Regions from separate parts of the Mus musculus genome. Here region 1 is linked to region 2. The links are chromatin contacts, found by Hi-C in ENCODE. All regions are on one chromosome and are shown on one strand. Each heading gives the region's core, a stretch centred on a gene start or an enhancer-like site at or near the end of the contact. The rest is flanking DNA. Distances are from core to core; before and after follow the strand shown.

Evidence for each region. Hi-C counts contacts between places; a loop is a spot of excess contacts on that map.
Region 1: a loop to region 2 is called in a map of heart, with 3 times the contacts of the local background. The contact joins the enhancer-like site here to the promoter of Smyd2 in region 2. A Hi-C loop is called at or near these places in 16 of 37 maps with a recorded cell type or tissue (Patski, T-helper 2 cell, adrenal gland and 4 more).

Annotation. Positions count from the first base shown.
Region 1 is chr1:189,959,365-189,962,064 of GRCm38, reverse strand. No RefSeq gene overlaps it. Among named protein-coding and RNA genes, the nearest start is that of Smyd2, 38 kb to the right of the region's middle. Within about 2 kb of position 1,449, at least 1 of the 3 ENCODE cell types and tissues checked has a DNase peak (open chromatin) inside an H3K27ac peak, as active enhancers do; it is heart, where a contact is called at or near this core.
Region 2 is chr1:189,920,918-189,923,617 of GRCm38, reverse strand. Smyd2 (SET and MYND domain containing 2) reads left to right here and starts at 1,327. Exons shown (of 12, transcript NM_026796.2): 1 at 1,327-1,511. The coding sequence starts at 1,339.

The DNA of each region.
Region 1 (2,700 bases), core at 200-2,699, 38 kb before region 2:
AGTAACACAAGCTCCAAAGAGCCGATGCCTTCTCCAGCTTCTGCCTGTGCACTGGCACAAAGACATATGCACACACAGAGAGATAGAGACACAGAGAGAGAGAGAAAGAGAGAGGGGGGAGGAAAGGGAGAGAGAAAGGGAGAAAGAAATACAGATACACAGAGACTGAGAGAGAAACAAAGACAGAGACAAAGAGAGAGAGAAAGGGAGAGAGAATGAACGCACATAGTCACACACACACACACACACACTCACAGATATTACATTAAATAATCCTTATAAAAGAGAAACAGGAAGTGAAGGTGAAAGCTCTGAGTATTATGAACTGTGTGTAGTTTCCAGCGTGATACAGAGAAATACCACAGACAGAACAATCTCCATTTTCTAGAAGACCATTCAGGTTTCATCTGTGTAACAGAAGCCATGACCAGTGAGATAGGCGTGACTCCAAAGACACAGCAAGGTCAGCTGTGCACACAGTGTAGCATTGAGGTGGCAAGAAAGGTGACTGACACACACACACAGACTGAGGACCCTCGATGTTCATTGAAAGTCACCTAAGGATACTAAGGGGAGACTGGCCAGTCTGAGGATTTGCTCCATTGCCCCGCTGCTCATTCTCTTTCCCTCTCCCCCTCCCCCTCCCCCTCTCCCTCCTTTCCTTCTCCCTCCCTCCCTCCCTTTTTCCCTCCTTCCCTCCTTCCCTCCTTCCCTCCTTCCCTCCTTCCCTCCTTCCCTCCTTCCCTCCTTCCCTCCTTCCCTCCTTCCCTCTTTCCCTCCTTCCCTCTTTCCCTCCTTCCCTCCTTCCCTCCTTCAGCATAAGTGACTCCATTTTGGTTTTGATCTACTGTGCATGGCCTAGCCCTAGTGCATAGTCTCTGTACGTTTTATTCAGCACCATTGCTAGGACATTGAGAAAATTACAACCTCTCTATGAACTTAACTCTCTCATCTTTAAAATGGTGAAATAATATAATATAAAAGCCTTGTCATTCTGTGAAGATGAAGCAGGAGACGGACATTTTTTTAGACCGTGATTCCTGACATCAGGAGTCCTCGGCAGTGAGAGGCGACTTCGCCCCCCATTCTGACGACGCAGATTGCTTTTGCTTGACTTTACAAACAGACTTCTTCATGCTAGTATTTAACTTCCAACATACTACTTACAAAATGAGGGGGAGGAGGACAGAGCTCAGGCTCGAGTGACTGAATGACAACCCTGTGATTGGCTCCAGGGAAACTGGATTTTCCTCTGCTGGGAGTAAAAATAGAGTGAACTTAACATCATCATTGGCTGAGTTTAGGCCCCAGCAAGACTGGCAACTGGTAGCACGTCATTGTGGGGACACACTGAGAGTGGGGACACAGAGTGCCTGGTGGTGTAATGTGGAGGTCTAATTATAGGACCTTTACATGACTGGATTTTTTGGCAGCGGAGCTCCCAGAACACATCAGTGAGGATAAACAAAGCTGGGACATCTTAGCACTTGTTCACAGCCAAGGGTGCTCGCCCAACACCTGCCCAGTGCTAAGCATGGCTCCGGGGGGGTTGGGGGGGAATCCACAGGAGTTGCAGAGGCAGCCTGTTCCCTTGAAAAGCCATCTGCAAGACCAAGTTACTCCTACGTTCTTGCTTTAAGCTGGAGGTGTGAACTCAGACAATTTAAAATACAGACTCTCTTAACTTCAGAGTCTAGGAAATGTGAAGGTCTGTAGTTGATGCAAAAATCATAAATAAAGAAAAATAGTTGGGCAGGATGACTCATGCCTGTAATTTCAACACTGAAGAGAAGGCAGGAGCATTGTGAATTCAAGGCCAGTCTGGTCTATACATCGAATTTAAAGACAGTCAAACATATGTAATACGTTAGAGGCCAGTCTGTAATATGTTTGATAGTTAGTGAGGACTTCTGTCAAAAACTGGGGGAGGGGTTGACGGGGAAATGTCTCAGTGGTTAAGAGCATTTGCTGCTCTTACAGATGACACCCCAAGAAGGCATGCAGTGCACAGACAAACGGAGGCAAGGAGTTAATCACGTTAAATAAACAAAGACGGTGTTCAAAGTTCAAATGATAGTTCCTGAATACAGATTCAATGATGTAAGTCCTTTAAAACACACAGCTGACTGGGTATGTGACATGTCCCTCTTTTAGCAAACACACAGATTCAGGAGGAAACTGGCTTAAATGCAGAAAGGGCTCCCAAAGGAAAAGCACGAGAGTACACATGGTGACTGGCAACCCAACAACACGGACAACGTAGGATCACTCACACTGTGGCTCTGACCACTCTTATAGGCCTTCCAGTAGGCTCTGGGAAGAAATACCCTGAAAGGGAGACCTGGTCTACCAGGATTTGGCAAGAAAAAGAAGTTACCTTATCTCCATATGAATTCTAACAACTTAATAAATATCTATACAAATGAATTTTAAAAGCACAATGCAGTACCCAGTAGGGGGCTAGCTCTGACTTTGGGCTACCCTGCCCCAACCTCCCTCTAGAATATATTGGTCCTTTGCTTTAATTTGCTGAATAACTCTCTGCTCTCACTGCCTGTCTTCTTCTCAATGAACTCTCCCTGAAGGAAAGAACTGAGTTGAAATCTTCACCATTAACAGTGGTGGTGGATCTTCGGGTCAACAGCTTTGCTTATCTGTTCCGTTATGGGACCTGTTTTCTCAGGTGGCCCCAGCAATGGA
Region 2 (2,700 bases), core at 78-2,577:
CCTATTTTAAGGTAAGCAAGATGTGTTAAATAAGCACATTAGCTCAATGGTACCCAGTAATGAAGGGTTATTATTACGTGGAATTGAAGGATCCAGGCCTACACTTTGTCCAAGTTTATAGTCCAGTGATGTCCATGGTTACTAAAATGGATACATGGACCTACAAGATAGTTCAGAGTATAAAGGCACCTACCACCAAACCTGACAGACAAATCAGACACAGGCCCCATGTGGTAAAAGGTGAGAACCCACTCCTGCAAGTTGCCCTCTGACCTCTACACATGTTTCCAGCACACATACAGGGGTATGCTCGCACACATGCACTCATACTTACAAAAAAAAAGGGTAATAATAAAAAATAAAAATGGGCCAAAGAACCCATACCCACGGTGCCCTTTCCTTGGAGGAAGGCTTATTCATATTATCACTAAAGAAATTTTATTCACGGGTTCCAAATCCCCCATTCTATGATTTGCCCTGTGAACGAAAGCTGGAGAGAAAAAAAAAACAAACCTGCAGCTGGCACTGACCCTCTTTCTGCAAAGCTAATTAACCGACTTGAACTTCAACCTTTGCGGAGAGGCTGCAATGTCTGGAGCTTATTGGCAGTTTTCCTTGGGCCCTCTCCAGTTCCCTTAATAGCTACCCGTTGCCTATCCTGTGTCTAACCTACCAGCTCGTGAATAACAGGTAAAACCGCCTGGAACATAATCAAGCCATACATTGAGAGTGCAGTCAGATTGCATCTGAGGCCTGTAGCTGAGGTTCCCTCCCTTCTGCAGCCAGCCTACCTGGGGGGTCCCACCGACATATTTTTGACGTCTTGATTTATGACTTTCTTTTTCTGTTATTATGGAATTTTTTTTAATCAAATTGTTACAACGTTGGAACGTAGACTTTGGGGTAACCCAAACCTGGCCATGACCCCTCCTATTGGCTCCAGAATGAACTCTCTCTAAGTTCCCTGGGAGGTGAGAACTGTGTTTTTTAGCACGCACAGCTCAACTGCAAACCACACTCATTCATTCCCTGCTCCACCACCCGGGATCTTAGTGGGGACGCTGTCTGCGGGCACAGCGGGTGGTGGCCTGGGTGGCTTGGGACTCCAGCCTTCCTCACCGGGCAGCGCAGCCTGGCGGGTGCAGGCGGACTCCCGTGCGCGCGCCCTGCGCACCGCCCTCCCGCCCCGCGCTCCGGGGCGCGGCCAGGGCACAGCACCCGCCCCGAGCAGAGCGCCGAGTTCCTTGAAGGCCGGCGGCCGCGGCAGACCTGCCTTCGCTCCCTCCCTCCCTCCCGTGACGCGCGTGCCCCGCAGCGCGCAGCCGCAGCGCCGCCAGCATGCGCGCCGAGGCCCGCGGCGGCCTGGAGCGCTTCTGCAGTGCGGGCAAGGGCCGGGGGCTCCGCGCGCTGCGGCCCTTCCACGTGGGCGACCTCCTCTTCTCCTGCCCGGCCTACGCCTGCGTGCTCACCGTGGGCGAGCGGGGCCACCACTGCGAGTGCTGCTTCGCCAGGTACGCGGGGACCGTGCGGGCGGGAGGGGCCACGCGGAGCCACGTGCGCCGCGTCCGCTGAGCCACGGCCTGCCCCGCAGCCGGACCTGCGCCGCCCCACGCGTGTCCGTTCTAGCTTAGGTTCTCTGTGGTCCCGAGGCCTCCCGAGCTGTCCTGAGATGGGCGGCTCCCCCACCCCCTAGGGAGTGATGACCCGATCAGCCAGGGACGCTTCCGGTCATTCTGGAGGAGGGAAGCTATGGAACAGACACGCCTATGAGACTGGGCTCCGTGGATTGGGATGAGGGGACACAGTTTGTTGGGAGAATATTTGATTGTACTACTTCATACATGTCCTGAGTGTGTAGATGCTGTATCCACGGCCACATGCTAAGCCTTAAGGTAGTTGCGGATCAGGAAGGTGCGTTGGGATTCCCCCATCCCACCCTGTGTCTTCATTTTACAGACACACTTTATCTTAAAGGCCGAGAAGAGATCATTTTACTGTTGGGACACTAAAGCCCAGAGAGGAAGGGTAGCTGTGTATACACAAGGCACTAATTAGGGGCTGGAGCCTGGCCTGTCAGGACTGACACGTCCCGCCCACCCACTTCCTTGCTTCCTAAGTTTGCTGAGGTAGGGGGTCTGGCTTTGGAGTTGAGCCTGTCCCAGGCCATCTGTGGATGCCTGAGGAAGGAACCCTGCCTGACTTGCTTTGAAGGTCAGTGTCATCACCTTTGAAGTGGAGATGGTGGGCTAGATTAAGCTAACCTGGGGTTCTGCAGGTACCTCTTGCGGGCTGCCCCCAGTCCTGCACTCCACGAAGCTCTCAGCCTCCCAGACTCGTGCGCCTCGTTCTACAATAAGACAACAAAAGAATGGACAAAGGTTGCATATTAGAGTAATCTCGGCCGGACTCCCTGCCAGAACTGTCTTCCGCTGGGGGGGACCTGGAAAGGAACTAGACGCAGAAGCGTGCCGTGGGCAGCGGAAGGGCTGTATGTGATGTGCCTCTTTGAATTGGCGAGCCAAGAGCTAAAGGGTCATGGCACCACTTTGCGACGTTTGAGTGAAGTGAGCATTGGGTTTTCCCAAAGTTAAAAAGGCTGCTGCAACTGGTCCCTTGATCTTCTGAGCCTCGCTGTGGCTGGGAGTCTGCAGCAGTGTGGGTGTCTGCAGTAAAGGAGCAAAGCGGGTCACCCAGCACAGA